Regions from separate parts of the Homo sapiens genome. Here region 2 is linked to region 1. Evidence: chromatin contacts called from ENCODE Hi-C or POLR2A ChIA-PET data. All regions are on one chromosome and are shown on one strand. The core of a region is the stretch at or near the end of the contact, and the rest is flanking DNA. Distances in the headings are between cores, read along the strand shown. Region 1 has its middle 8.2 kb from the start of ZNF80. Region 2 holds the start of TIGIT (T cell immunoreceptor with Ig and ITIM domains).

Region 1 (7,260 bases), core at 1-2,500:
CTTCATGTGCCACATGCAGGCAGAGCTGTCTCCATCCTCAGAGCCAGAGGCTGGCCCTTCACAGCCTCCAGTCAGGCAGGGGGCCCTCCGGGGTGGCCTGCTCATGGACTACAGCCCAGCAAGTGGGGGGGGGGCAGGGGGCAGTGACATCCCCCAGGCTCTACCAGGTATTTATCTTTTCCCCTCCAGCTGGTGCCTCTGAGCTTCACAGGGCCCAGAAGCGACCAGCCCCACCCACTAAGGGTCCTCAGGAGCTGGAGAGGGGCCCTGGGCTGGGGGCCAGAGAGGGACTACCCCCTGAAGAACCATCTTCTGTAGGGCTATTGGGCCCAGGGGGACTGGGGCTGGGAGTAGGTGTGTCCAGCCACCATTTCTCCCACCGTGGCCTCTGTGTTGTGGAACAGGGAAGTAGTGCCACCTCTTCTTGGACTTCAGGGGCCTGGAGTCCCTCCTGGCCCCGATCATATGCTTCCTGAAATACTTTACACACCAGAGACTAGGCTTTCCCAGACCCAGGGGGACAGGGGTCCCTAGGGGAGTCCCCAGGGCCAGCCCTCTGGGCCAGCTACACACGCTGGACACTGATTTGCAGTTTTGCACAAATAAGGGGTAAGAGCCCAGTGGCTAGGGTGGGCAAGAGGGGGAGCCTCTGGCCTAGGGAGTCCCCTGGCATTGACAGTGGGCACAGTCCCAAGCACACACCCCCAGCCCTGGACCTCCAGGCCCCTGCCCCACCAAGCAAAGGCTGCTTCTGCTGGAGAAGCCCCAAATGTCAGTTCTAAGGAAGAGGGTCCAGCCCTTTGGACGTGCCAGGGAACCCTGGGCCACCCTACTGCTACCAACAGTTCTGATGCTCAAACCACACCCATCTGGAGCCACCTGCTGCCTGGGCCCAAGGAGCCTGTTTTGGACCCAACAGACTGCAGTCCCATGGGGCGGAGGCTGACAGGTGCCCATCACCTGAAGCTGAGCCCACTTTGAAGCCTCTGGAAGGGGCCAGGCCTGCTGAGCCCCCGTAGTGCCTCCCCTGTTCCTACCCCTGCTATCAGCTGTACCCTGCTGGGCAACTTTGAGGAATCATTGCTGCAAGGACGCTTTGCACCATCTGGCCACATTGAGGGCTTCACAGCAGAGACTGGAGCTAGTGGGTCCTACTGCCCCCACCATGTCACACTGCCTGTCACTGTCACCTTCTTTGAGGTTTCTGAGCAAAATGCCCCCACCCACTTCCTGGGCTTTGTGGATCTGAACCTCCTGGGGAGGAAGAGTTACAGCGTGCCCAAAGTGGGCACCACACAAGTAACATTTAACCCCAACCAGACTGTGGTGAAGATGTTCCTGGTGACCTTTGACTTCTTGGACATGGCTGCTGCCACATGCCCTTATTGTGCCATTGCCTCTTTTTGGTGCCTGTGGGTGAGGAGAAAAATGCTAACCCCACCTACTGCCTCCTCTGCTACTCGCTGCACCTTGGGTTCTGGAGCTCCCGCTCAGGCCTCTTAAGCCTGAATGGAGATCTCTGCCAGCTTTTTTCCTGCTAGAGCCTGGAGCTGGACGCAGGGCTCCCCTGCGAACTTCAGGCTGTGACTGGGGCCCCTCTTAACCCACGTTATTCACTTTTGCCCTGATTGCCATTACTCTGAACCAATGTGGATCAATGACCTGCCCATCTTGTCCATCCCATAGATGGAGAGATGGCAAGAGACCCTTCAGGCTCGAGTTAAAGCCCTCACCATGCTCATGCCTAGATTGATCATTTGGGTATTTAGAGCTTCTGATCCTTACTACAACCTGCCCTACTTCAGGTCCTCCATGTGCCTGTCCCCTCCCTTGGTTCTCCCAGTCCAGCTTAGGTAGTAGGGAGGAACCAGAGCCACCCTGAGGTTATCCCAAGTTCCCAGGGAAGTCATGCCAGCGTTGCCTCCCTGTCCTGAAAAAGAACCATTTATTATTTTATTTATTTTTAATTTATAACTTATTCAAATTGGATTGACTTAGTAACCTCCCACACCTGATCATTGGCGTCACCCCTTTTCCTTTCCCACTCTCAGATATTGCTCCAACCTCAGGAGTTGAAGAGGCTTATGCAGGGGAGCAGAAGGAGAACTGCTCTCCCTCAGCTGAGGGAAGAGGGGTTATTCCAGAGGGACTGAGTCAGTAGCCAAAGCTTCAGCTTGCCTTGTCCTTCCCCTAGTCCCTTCACTTCCCCTACCCTCTGACCTAGCTCTGAAAGCCAAATTATATGTATGCATGTGTGTACAAGCTTGTCTTTGTGTGGTATGTGTGAGAAAGAGAGTGTGCATGTATGCACACACACAGAGGTTAACCACCCCTCACCTACAGTTCCAGACTCCAGTTGTCCCTTTCCTCCTACCTGTGTCTCCTTACTTTGGGGTGTGACTGAGGAAGGTGTCCAGGAAGCAGAGTCAGGTCCAAGGACTGGGGTGCCTCCTTTCACCTGGCCAGACTCTGACCCACCTACCTCATCTGGGCTAAGGGGCAACTCTCAGACTCAGTCATGTGGCTCCCAACTATCCCATCCCCCACTCCAGACTCTGACCCAGCCTCAGTCCTGACTCCTGGGGCTGGGCTGAGGGGAACAAGCATTTGCTGAAACTTGAAAAAACAGAAACAGGAAAAAATTGTACCTGGTACTTTTTTTAGAAAAAAAATTTTTTTTAAAGAAAGAATAAATTCTTGTTTGGAAACTTGAAAAACAAAAACAAAAAAAGACAAAACTACAAAAAAAAAAAAAAACCTGCCTCTACTCTTTGAAAGCAGGTGGCCACTCTAAGACATTGGGACAGTAATTCTGCATCTGGGGGTAGTGGAGGTAGTTGATGTGACCCACTGCTTCCTGGGAGGTTATAATTGTCACTCAAGAAGGTTATAAATTAAGAGACCCCAAATGGGGTCTCACTGTGATTATGCAATGATCTGGATTTGTTAGAGAGACCTTGTAGTAAACAAATATCCATGGAATTTTTCAAGGCAAAATTCAACTGCAATACACATGGCAGTGAAAAAAGTAACTGCACCGGGTGGTATAAACTGACTAAATTTCATCTCCCTCTACATCTCACATTGGAAGGAGATCAACCTGCTTTGGAGTAAGTGTTCTTGGACAATTCAATTAAAGGGCATGGGAACCCTCATAAGAAGATGCTGAACTTCAGGATAAGGAGGCATAGGAGACCACTTATGTGGTTAACTGCAAAAATAGGGAAAATGTCCATATTTAAATTCCAAGTTTGTGGGGCAATTCATTCCAGTTACAGGTGAAAAGGCATTTTCCTAAAGCTAATAAAACATAGTCATTTGGGGCATGTAATTCTTTAGCTATGACATTTGGCTTGTTAAATATTTTCCAATGAAGGATTTTGAATGTATATCTCTCCTTTAATTTTCATTAATGATGTTGAGAAGTAAGCTATCAGTTTATTGTCATTTCTTTATAGGTAATTTTTCTTTTCTGTATCTTCTTTTGCAATCTATTTATCTTTCATATTCTATAATTTCAATATGGTGTGTCTAAGTGTGATTTTCTAATTTATCCTGCTTGGTGCTCATAAGGATTTCTGAATCTCAAGATTTCTTTATTTCTCCAATTCTGAAAATTTTTCATACACGATAACTTTGAATATGAGTCTCTCCCATTATCTCCATTATTACTCTCTGTAGATATATATTACAACCTCTCACTTTATCTTCCCTTTCTCTTACCTTCCATATTTTCAATCTCTTTGTTCCTCTATGCATTCAGAGTAATTACTTCATATCTACCTTCTAGTTCATTAACTCTCTTTTCACCTGTGTAACTGAAATTTTTAAATTCCAGTGGTTGTATTTTTTATTTCTGCAGGTTCTAATTGGTTCTTTTTTAAAAATCGGCTTGATAGTTTCTTATACTTTCAATACCTCTTTTATATTTTATACTCAACATCACTAATACCTGAAGTTTCTACAGGCCTGATTCTTGATGTTTCTTTTGATTACCCCCCACCTCCCCGTGACATCTTGTTTCCTCCTTTATTTTGTGATTTTTATTTTTGAGCCTATATTAATTGAAATTATATCTTAGGAATTTTTTGAGGCTTGGAATCAAGGTGCATGCCTTCAGGAGAGTTTGTGTTTGCCCTTACCAGGCACCTGGAGACACAGTGTAACCCAGAATATTTTGAATTATCAGCTTAGGATTTCTCAGCTTATATAAGCAATGGGAATTCTAGACTTAAATCCAGTGGGAGTAACTCACTGTTATGAATCTTTCAGGAGAAATTTATCCTTCCCACCATCCCAAGGGTAATTGTATTTACTGGACTGCTCTTGAGGGGCACTTTAGTTCCTATTTCCTTTTTTCACAGAAGATGTCACCTTTTAGGAGAGCCAGCTTTCAGTCTTTAATCCTATTTCCCACCTTGCTTAGAACCTGAGATTTGTCTCCTCTCTCCCAAATATGGCTTTCTCTGTATTTGTGCTTTCTTGTCATTTTTGGCCTCTAAAAATTTTCCTTTCTTGCCAATAAAACTATGCATTTTTTAAAATATATAATTTTTTCCAACTTTACTTTCTTTTTTAGGTGCTTTGCACCAGAAGGATTTTTTTAATATCTAGTATTCATATTGCCAGAAACAGAACTTCTATTTTTCATTTAGTTAGCTATATCAAGTTTCCCTAGCCTTTTGAATTAAACCAAATGGGAAACTTTAACAGGGAAGGATTGACAGACAGGTTTGCCAACTTTTTATTTCATAAAATAACAATAACCCAAAAAAAAGCAAAAAAAAAAAAACCAAAAACCCTCCTACTTTTACCATCATTCCATAATGGAATGTTGAGGAGACATAACAGAAGTGGCCTTTAATTTAAATTTACTTTATTCCACACATTGCAAAAATTGGTGACAACTTTGTCACAGACTATCATTGGTCCAGGAACTGGCATTTGGGAACCACTGAGCTATGTCACATGCCATGAAGGTCAGTCTATCTGATAGTATACTCACTATAGGATCTATTAACTAGAGGTGCTAACCACCACCATCACGCCAATGGCCAGACGAGCTAATGCCATTAAATTTACTTGTTTGCAGTTGAACAAATAACTTCCAATTTACAAGAGAAAGAAATAAAGCATGGGAGCTAAAGTTGAAATCTTGAATCTCACCTCTATTTGGGAAAATCATTCAACCTCTTACCCTCAGTTTCTTCATCTGGGATAGCAATACATTACCCATATGGATATTTTGAGGACTAATAGGAAAGTTCGTTGGGATTAATAACTTCTCTATTATTCCCCTCCCTGATAGAATACAAACTAAATTTCCCCCAAAAGGAATAAGCTCCAAACCATATACAGTAGGGCTTTCTTTTCGATATGACTCTAGAACAGGCAGTGTGCCCAATTGGTTCCTTTCTTTCCTACCATGGAGGAAGAAGTTTTGGCCAGCTAAGAACTGTAGGAGAATAAATTTTGCTGGCAAGAGACATAACCTCACCAAAATTTAAACTCCATGGAAGCTGGAACTTTGCTCATAGCTGAATCCTCAGTACCTATTACAGTGCTTGGCACATGTAAATGTTCCATAGATGAATGAGGAATAAGAAATAAATCAGATCCCTACAACAAAATTAGTCACAATAAAACTGCAATCAAAATTACCCAACAGGAGTGGGAACCCTGTGTTCCACTTCACAGTCTTCACCCTCTTCAACCCTCTTCTCCCCGCCTCCCAATTTCCCCTGCCATGCAATGCTTCTCCAACAAGTTCTGCACAGTCCCAGAGGCAGAACCTGGTTTTGGGAGAAAACAGGCAGAATTAAATTCAATATGCAGAACCATCTTTTCAGGGTCCTTGCAATCTGTGCACAAGTCTGTCATGCTATAACTGCTTGTATGGTGCTCACTGGTGGCTCTGAAGACCTTCAGGAGCATCAATCAACTGTACAGAGGATGGTCAGCTACAAGCTATGAATAACAAGACTAATTAGCATTCATTGACCATTTTCATTATGCCAGGCTCTATGCCTGTTTTATATGTATTATCTCACTTCATTCTCAGTGAAACCCAAGGTAGTTACTATTTTCATCCCCATTTTCTAGGTGGTGAATCTGTGGCATAGAAAGGTGAAACAGTTTGTCCAAGGTCACAAAGCTGATTCTCTGCAAAATCCATGCTCTTAACTGTGGCGCTATATAAAATACAGATTTTATAGCACTTCCAAGTCTTTGGCATGGGTTGTATGTAAGCATATTCATATTGTGATGTGAATTTTCTTAAATAAATCTCATTCCTTTTGATTTTCTTACACTGGGATATAACTTGAAAAGATAAATATGAAAAAAGAAAACCAAGTCTAAAAGTGAAAGTAGAGTTTGAAGTGACTAGAGTAAAAAGAACAACACTGCTCTTCCTCCTTCAATTGTCTTCTTCCTCCTCTCTGTATCTCAGTCCTGTCTCTCTTCTTTACCACCATCACCCCTATCTGATATAATATCACTTCTTACCTTCACTACTACTGCAAAGGCTTCCTAACCGATCTGCCTCCACCCACTTTCACCCACCTCCACTGCCCCCCGCACCTGCCACCCCATCCTATCAATACTTCAAGAAAGCAAGCAAGCATAGGATGTTTTAAAAATCACCAGAGCAGTTTTTAAACACTGCCCTCATTATGGCCATCCTCCTGCCTAACACCTTTTTCAATTGCTTTCTCTTACATTCAGGAGAAAAGTGAAAGTCCTTAGCAGGGCCAACAAGGCCTTTCCTGTCCAGGCCCTGCCCCAAGCCTCCAGCCACATGGCCTCTGCCCCTTGTTACTTCTACTTCAGCCCCAGGGCTTGTGTACTTCCTGTTGTCTCTGCCTGACCAGCTCTGCCATCGCTTCTCCACCCAAGGGAGTCTTTCCTATCTTCCAGGATGCTTACCATGACCTTACCTATGCAGAACACCCATGTGCCTGCTGCATGACAGGGGCTCAGTAGATGTAGTTAAGTGAATGAATAAAGGAATGAATTTCTGGTGGTCCACATATCAGGTCTGTGGACACCTAGTTTTAATATTATATCCTCCTGAATGATGAGGCTGGAATTCTTTCACTTTTGGCCTCTGCCATGATTGGCTTAGGATATAGGTCCAACCTGGGCCTGCAGGTGGGTCTCATGACCCAATCCCATCAGGGAAGACAAAAGCCAGGCCTATTCAGAAGGAAAGCTGCTCAGTGAAGTAATCAAATGGAGTGATCTGTGTCTCAGTTAAAA
Region 2 (7,588 bases), core at 1,299-3,798, 62 kb before region 1:
CGCATAAGGTCTTATATTCATCCTCCTTTCACAGATGAGAAAACTGATACACAGAGAAGCTAAGAAATCCTGTCTGAGGGCAACAGCAGAGCCAGGATTTGCACCCAGACTGTCTGGTGTCAGAGTCTGAGCTTTTAACCATGGTGCTATACTGTCTCTCAGATAAGATAAGAATCCTTTTCTAACCTCTGGGAATTGGTTTAAATGTACAGGTGGATAACAAATATGAGGGCATTTGGGAAACTTGGAAGTACCACACAAATGTAAATTACTGTACAATTAAACTTAGCACAGGCTATGTTTTTAACCAGCTCTACTCTTTATACACTTAGGGGTTAATTCTAATTTGCACAATTATACTAAACCAATAAATGGGAACTTTTGCATATGACCTCATCAACTGGTCTTCCTAGGAAATATAGGTAAGATGTGCTTCTTACATAAGAACAGTGGTTCTCAGTATTGGCTGCCCATTAGAATCACCTGGAAATGCTTTTAGACCTTACCCTTGTTTAGCTCTGCTATTAGGGATTCTGATTGAATTGGTCTGGGTGAGGCCTCGGCATCAGTATGATTTAAAATCTCCTCAGGTGATTCAAATGTGATCCCGAATTGAGAAGCCCTGCTGTGCAGTGTTTCAGGATTGCATTTTCTATGCTAGAGGGAGAGGTTTATCCACCAACTTGCTCCAGCAGGAATACCTGAGCTTTCTAGGACCTCCAGGAAGATTCTCCCAGTGTACGTCCCATCAGGGTAGGTGTGATAGATGCAGAAGTACTCCCCTGTATCGTTCACGGTCAGCGACTGGAGGGTGAGGCCCAGGCCGGGACCTGGGGCCACTCGATCCTTGAAGGATGGGGAGATGTGCCACCCCAAGTCAGCATTACAAATGGCCAGAAGCTGGTCCTGCTGCTCCCAGTTGACCTGGGTCACTTGTGCCGTGGTGGAGGAGAGGTGACATTGTAAGATGATAGAGCCACCTTTCTCTGCAGAAATGTTCCCCGTTGTTTCTATTGTGCCTGTCATCATTCCTAGGGAAGAGGACGAAGCACATGTGAGTCCTGGGTCAGCAGCTGGCCTTCAACCTTCCTAGAAAAATTCTAAGGGCCTTTGAGGCCCCAACTGGATTTTGGAATGATAGTTTCTCCAGTCCATCCTGTTGCTCCTCCATAGAGGCTGTAATTATTTCCTGTTTCTTCCATTTCAAGAGACGCTCCTCTCCATGCCTGTTATTCAAGGCTCCCAGTCCCCCATTCAGGTTGTCTTTCCAGTCTTCTCACCCTTCTCCACACATCTCTACTCCAGCCCAGCCCAGCCCATCTCCTCCCCACCCACTGCCCTATGCTTCCAGAGCTGACTTCTGCCCCTCTTTACACCTCGCCCACAGGGAGGCTTGTCAAGGCTGCACTCCCTCCCCGCCTCCTAGAAGACCTCAGCCCATCTCAACCTCCCTTTTCCTTTCACATTCACTGCCTGTATTGTATAATTAGCACCTTACTAAATGCCTGGCTTATGACTACACAACTTAGCACGTTGCCCCCTCGCATATTCTGCTATGTAGCTTCATGGCCAGCTTGTTATTTTCGTAGGCCTATTTTGTCTACCCACTTAGAATATAAGCCCTTGTCAGCTGATACCACCTCTTCTGTTTTTATTTTGTTTTGTTTTTATGTTTCTTCCTGCGGCCTAGTTCTATGCTGGATGCATTATCCTTTGAAATAAAACCTTGCTGTTTGGTTGATTGTCATTTGCAGTGCCTGAAAAAACCTTCAGGAAAGCCAAGAAATCCAATAGCAAAGGAAGCTTAGCAGGAAACCCTGCTTCTCCCAGGCATAACCACCCTCTCAGCACTTAACCTCTCCCCAGCAACCCTGGGCACATCTCCATCCTCAGATAGTTCAGAAGGCAACATAAAAACTAATTTATACCACAGTTTTTAAATATTTGTGTTCCCCTCCCTCAGAAATATTTGACTCTGATTTTTAATATAGAAGAAATAAATTTAACAAAAAATCAGTCTCTAGTGGTAGAACCTCTGGAATCTGTGAAAAAGACATTTTCAATTCACAGAGAACTTATAATGTTTTCCTGGAAAGTTCCTGAAAGGCAACAGAAAAGAAGCTGGAGCAGGAATGAGCTTCTAAAAGCAAACTGGCAATGCCTCCTGCCCAGCCCTTCTTCTTCTCCTGCTCCTTCTTGTGCTGGCCAGTCAGGCTCCTCCAACCCCGGAAGTCTGCAAAGTCCTTCATCTGCCACCAAAAACAGAACCCCACCTCATTCTCAGAGATTGTCCTTTCTTAAATAAGAGTACACAGGACTCTAAAAGTTGCAATTTCTTTCTCTCAAGCAGCTGTGGCATGCTCTTGGAGTCTTCCCTACACAAGCACCCAAGTCTCCAACCAAGCTTAGCCTTGTTTTTCCTCCCTGCTGCTCTGCTGGGTTTCAGGCCTTACCTGAGGCGAGGGGAGCCTGCCTCAGCCCCTGGGCCCAGATCAGGAGGAGACACCAGCGCATGCTTCTGCCCAGAGGGCCTACAGGAAGCAGATGTGGCCTCTTCTGCCACTGAAAGTAGCCGACTGCAGATAGGACGGTAAAACTGAGCCTCTGAGAAAAGACGGTCTCGGAAAAACCAAGTTTGGCAAAAACCATATTAAAAACACATAAAGTTGTCAACAAATACACAAACTGCATAGGGTGAGCCACAAGAAAGGCCATGAAGGAAACATTTAAAAATAAATGAAAATTGTGGTTAGAGGTACACTCGTCTTTGGATTATAGTCAATCTATTGTTTTTAAGTTCTGTCTTAATGTTTTTTCTAAAAATCAGCCTTTATTCAAAGAGCTCAAGGGCATCTGTGTAGTGCCCAAGATTCTGAAGAATCTGCTACTGATGAGGAACTGTTGGCTGAGCTCCTCTGGCATCCTCCTGATGAAGAATGTGCAATGATAAGAGAAGCTTATCATTGTAGGGACTTACAGGCCAGGGACTGCACTTGAAATCTAATGAACAGGTGAACAAGAAGTGTTTACTTGGGGGATGATACATGGATGGGACAAAGGTCTTGGACAAACACAGCAACTTTCCCTTGAAGGAGATCTTCTACTCGAATCTTATTTCTTTTGTCTTGTTTATCTGGACTGAGACTTTATTGAATTCTGGCTTGATTTCTCTGGTGCAGTAGGATCAGAGGAGATTAGAGGAGAGAGCTTTCCTGTGCACAATGACCTCATGAGAGCTGGAAATGCAAAGAAGGGTGAGCCCCTGGGAGCTGACCCAGGAGAGGGATTGGTTGACATTTGCCTGGAGCTCCCAGCCCATCACCAGGTCCTACTATGGACCCATCCTTCTTTCCTCCCTCCCTCCCTTCATTCATTTGAAAGTCCCTGGGTGCCTACAAAGCACCAACCTCAACACCAGGCTCTGAGGATATGAGAGTAAATAATCACAGCCCCTACCCTCAAATAGTTTACAAAGCTTGTTCCTTGGTGAACTCAGTCAGGAGAGGGGGTAGAAGATCCACATTCACCTGCCTCGCAGGCTCTCAACACAGTTGCCTTGGGGATGCTCCATGTTGTACATCCTGAAAATCTGCATCTGCACCCAGAAGCATCTGAAGCCTGGTGCCCCACCCCCTCCATTCCAGCCATGCACCTCTAGCATTTCACACCATCCAGGCTCCTACCCTCCTTCTCCCTTGCAAGGTCTTCTATCTCAGGCCAGTTTTCTCCCCTCTCTGGGTTCTGCCTATCCCCAACTCTATGACTTGTATACCCCTTATACCCCACCTCCAGACCCTTAGACAATATACGCCTTACCAGCTTCTCTCTGCCTACCCAAAGCAACCTGTCCTTCAAGGCTCACATCAAGAGATGCCTTGCCTTTCAATAGCTACAAAGCCTTCAGCTGAAGGAGAAATAATACCTAATGTGTGTCCAAGGGAAGGTGCCAAGGTTGAACTGGAGGGATGTTTCCCAAACTCACTAAGGCCGGGGAGCCAGGAGTGGCAGGGCCAAGAGCAGCTAGTGGGACTAGAGCACAGAAAGTGGTGGACACTAGGATTTGGGCTATAAAAATTTACAGCCTGTGTTTCCATAGTTGAGCTGGGTGGGAGCCAAAGAGGTGAGACCTCTCTTATATAATGAGATATCCAGAGAAACTTAGAGGTGGTTTTAAACAATTGTTAAATAATTTTTCTGTTTTTTGCTAAGTAACCAGTCCAAAGAGGAATATGGTCAAGTCCATTTTGATCAATGGTGCTCTAGAGGGGGATGATTAACAGACTGGGTCCAAAGTCATCCTGTTTGGTGACCTTGGAAAACTTTCTCAACCTCCTGAAGGCTCAGTTTCCCCATGTGCATATAGGAATAAGAGTACCTCTTTCATAGGGTTGTGAGGATTTAATTCTCTAGTGTTTGGTGAAGTGTTCAGCACAGTGCCTGGAAGATGGCAGGAGTTCAATACATCAACAGTAGTATTGATAACAATATTAATTAAGGAAGTGAAAGGAAAATTGGAGGACAATATCCCTATCTATATAATGTGCTTTGTCAAGAGTAAAATCCTAGTCTCCAGACTCCAAGGCCAGGGTTCCACCCAACCTCTTCATTCTGCCCTCCTTATCTGATAGAACAGGAGGATAGCATGTTTCTGCAGGAAAGTGACCACTTGCCAGCTAGACCCTGAGGCTGCCTTGGAGGAAAGCAAATGACAGAAGTCTCTCCCCAGGGAATCTACCCCAGACCCTCCAGAGCCTCCTGCACAGACTCCACGGGGAACCTGGCTGGTTCCCACCCACTCAACACCAGCCCCCAGCACTGAGCGGCTCAGCTGTGAGAAGCAGGCCTGCTCTGAGAGCTCCCCGGGCCACCCTGAGCTTTTAAGGCCAGTCAGCAGCCCTCGTGGCATAGCAGGGATCTGTGAGGTCCATCAGGTGCTGACTCACATTTCTATTTTAAAAATGCTAAAATCAGCCACTGTGCTTTATTCTGCCCTGACTTTTGGGGCTGTGAGTTGGACAAGTCTGGTCCGCCTTGATGCAGCTGGGTGAGTACAGGTGCTGAAAAAGAATGTCACGTTTGCCCGTGAAAGGGGAAGAAGTGCTGGCCTAGACTGTAAAACCCCCTTATCAGTTCACAGCTGGGCCTTCCCCTAGCCCGCCCTGCGCCCTGTGAAAGTCCCGGGCCAGCCGCACTTGAGTCCACAGCCTCCAACCACAAGCACGGTCCTGAAAACCTGTGGCCCGCAGCCCTCAGCCAAGCGGGGCTGGGAGTGGTGGTACCTTCCACAAGATCGGTGGCTTGTACACGGGAAACACAACCTAGGGTTCTCCCAGAGCACAGACCAATCTCCCAGCAGTGTCTTTGGGCTTCTGCTTCTCCAAAGTCTTCCCTCTGGCTCAGAAGTGGTAGGGGAGCTCCATGGCTGTCACAGCTGTCTGATGCCTCCTGTCTCTGCCTAGAATCAAGGGCAACATCCTGCGGCAGCAGCAGGGGGTCGTGCTCTCTCCTCCAAGCTCCCCACTCTCCATCCTGTAGAACAGCGCCTCCTGGTGGCAGGTTATATTATGGCGGGGGGCGAGAAGGCCCTGCCTCCTGCCTTAGATGTTAGGAGAGAAGGGCGAGGAAGCACGGGAGCCCTGACACAGGGGGGACAAGGGGACCTGGCCGCCCCAGGCACCAGGAAGGGCCCGCCCTGTGTCCCATCACCCCCAGCTGTCTCACAGCCTTAGCCAAGCTTCCTCACAGTGGGGCGGCCTGAGTGATGGAGTTCCAAAGCCACTTGTGGAGAGAGCTGCCTCAGAAAATCAGACTCCACGCGAAAGGACTGCCCGTGATCTGAGGCTTATTAACAAGCCATGGGACTTGGCTGACACTGGCAAATACAAATGAGGAGAACTTGGGAGTGGGACCGCTGACTTCTGTTTGTCAAAACTCCCTCCCGTGAGGTGGCTCTGAGGATCTATCTCCTCCATCCTCCAAGGCTGCCAAGAAGTTCAACCGACTATGGGAAATTTCTTTCTTCTTTCCAGCTGTGAAAATAGGACAGAGACCCCTAGGATAGGTTGGAATGCAAAGTCAGAAGAAAAATCTTTGGGAAGAGGCGGCTGATCCTCTCAGCTTAGGCCTCTCCTGCCGCCTCTCTTCACAACCCTCCTACACACCCACATTGCTTCCCTCCTTCTCCTCCTCTATTCTAGATGGGATTAAACTATCGTATAATTAGACAACTTAGGCAATGACACTTCTTAAAGGTAAGGCAGCCTTTATTCAGGACCATCACAATAGGTATAGAGACCAAGGCAATGGGATTTTGCAGTGGGGGAGAGATTGGGCTCAATTCTGAATACAGCATGGGCAATGGGAATTTATCACCAAGAAGCAGAGTGGGGGTCAGTGGATGGAAAAGTGCTAAGAGGGAACATCACGTGTAAGGAAGATTCTGGCTAAACTGACCTAATAGGATTCTTGCTAAAGACAGGCCAGGGTAGATCAGACATGAACTGAGAAATGGTGGAGGATGAGAAACCTGATAAGATATCAAGGGTGATCAGATACAGGGGGATAGGGGTTCTTGCAAAACTGATTTATCCTTGTTCTTGGCTAAAAAATGGATTTTACAAGGAAGTGCATGGATGGGCCTAGGAGAAGGTTCAGGACAAACTTTGCTGACAAAGTTTGGTCAAGCAAAGAATCATTGTTACTCTCAGTCCTTTATACTATCAATCCATCCCGGCCCCATCTTCCTTGGGAAAGGTAGCCTCTACCCCTGGACACTTCTTTCCTTCTTCCTCTTACCTAGAGCCCTCAGTCATCCAAGACAACTAGGACTGGGATAGAAGTACACGTGAACATATCATTCCAAGACTCCCTCAAGCATCAAGAGCTCCTCCTGTCCCCAGCAAAAAGAATGCCATACCTAGAAGATTTCACAAAGAGACTACAACAAACTTCTGAAGAGCAGATAATTTCAATGTTACTTAAAATATACAGACATAGAACATAAAGCCTTCTTCATTAGTTTTATGATATGAATTCAAAACTGATATTAAAGTGATTAAGATTGCACACAATTAAAGAACACCAGATTTGAATCTCACTTCCATATGTTGAGGAAAAAATTCTAAATATTGTTACGCAGAGTCCGATAATATATTAAACAAAATACATAATCACCAGGTAGGGTTTATTCCAGGGTAGCAAGAATGATTCAATATTGCAAAATCCACTAATAATAAATATAAGGTCTATATTTTTCAAAGCCTATAATCATTTCCTTTGATTCTGATAAGCAATCTGATGAAATCAATCCCCATGACCTATTTATTTATTTATTTATTTGATGGAGTTTCTCTCTTGTTGCCCAGGCTGGAATACAATGGCACAGTCTTGGCTCACTGCAACTCCCACCTCCCGGGTTCAAGCGATTCTCCTGCCTCAGCCTCCCAAGTACAGGCATGCACCACCACGCCCAGCTAATTTTTTGTGTTTAGTAGAGATGGGGTTTCACCATATTGGTCAGGCTGGTCTCAAACTCCACCCGCCTCAGCCTCCCAAAGTGCTGGGATTACAGGCTTAAACCACAGTGCCT

Evidence for each region. Hi-C counts contacts between places; a loop is a spot of excess contacts on that map. ChIA-PET counts read pairs that join two places held with the same protein, here RNA polymerase II (POLR2A). Pooled maps may share reads with other maps.
Region 2: a map of CD8-positive, alpha-beta T cell shows a loop between it and region 1 (2.4-fold over the local background). The contact joins the promoter of TIGIT here to the enhancer-like site in region 1. A Hi-C loop is called at or near these places in 4 of 168 maps with a recorded cell type or tissue (CD4-positive, alpha-beta memory T cell, CD8-positive, alpha-beta T cell and natural killer cell), 10 of 37 single-sample maps with no recorded cell type and 12 of 50 pooled maps. POLR2A ChIA-PET finds 5 or more read pairs at or near these places in 20 of 52 experiments (CD4-positive, alpha-beta T cell, CD4-positive, alpha-beta memory T cell, CD8-positive, alpha-beta T cell and 13 more).

Annotation. Positions count from the first base shown.
Region 1 is chr3:114,225,766-114,233,025 of GRCh38, reverse strand. It overlaps the pseudogene ATOSBP1. Among named protein-coding and RNA genes, the nearest start is that of ZNF80, 8.2 kb to the left of the region's middle. Within about 2 kb of position 1,250, at least 4 of the 41 ENCODE cell types and tissues checked have a DNase peak (open chromatin) inside an H3K27ac peak, as active enhancers do; they include CD4-positive, alpha-beta T cell, CD8-positive, alpha-beta T cell and natural killer cell, where a contact is called at or near this core.
Region 2 is chr3:114,288,988-114,296,575 of GRCh38, reverse strand. TIGIT (T cell immunoreceptor with Ig and ITIM domains) reads right to left here and starts at 2,548. Exons shown (of 4, transcript NM_173799.4): 1 at 2,454-2,548; 2 at 702-1,031. The coding sequence starts at 2,514. RefSeq lists enhancers at 4,350-5,292, 5,190-5,429, 5,293-6,236.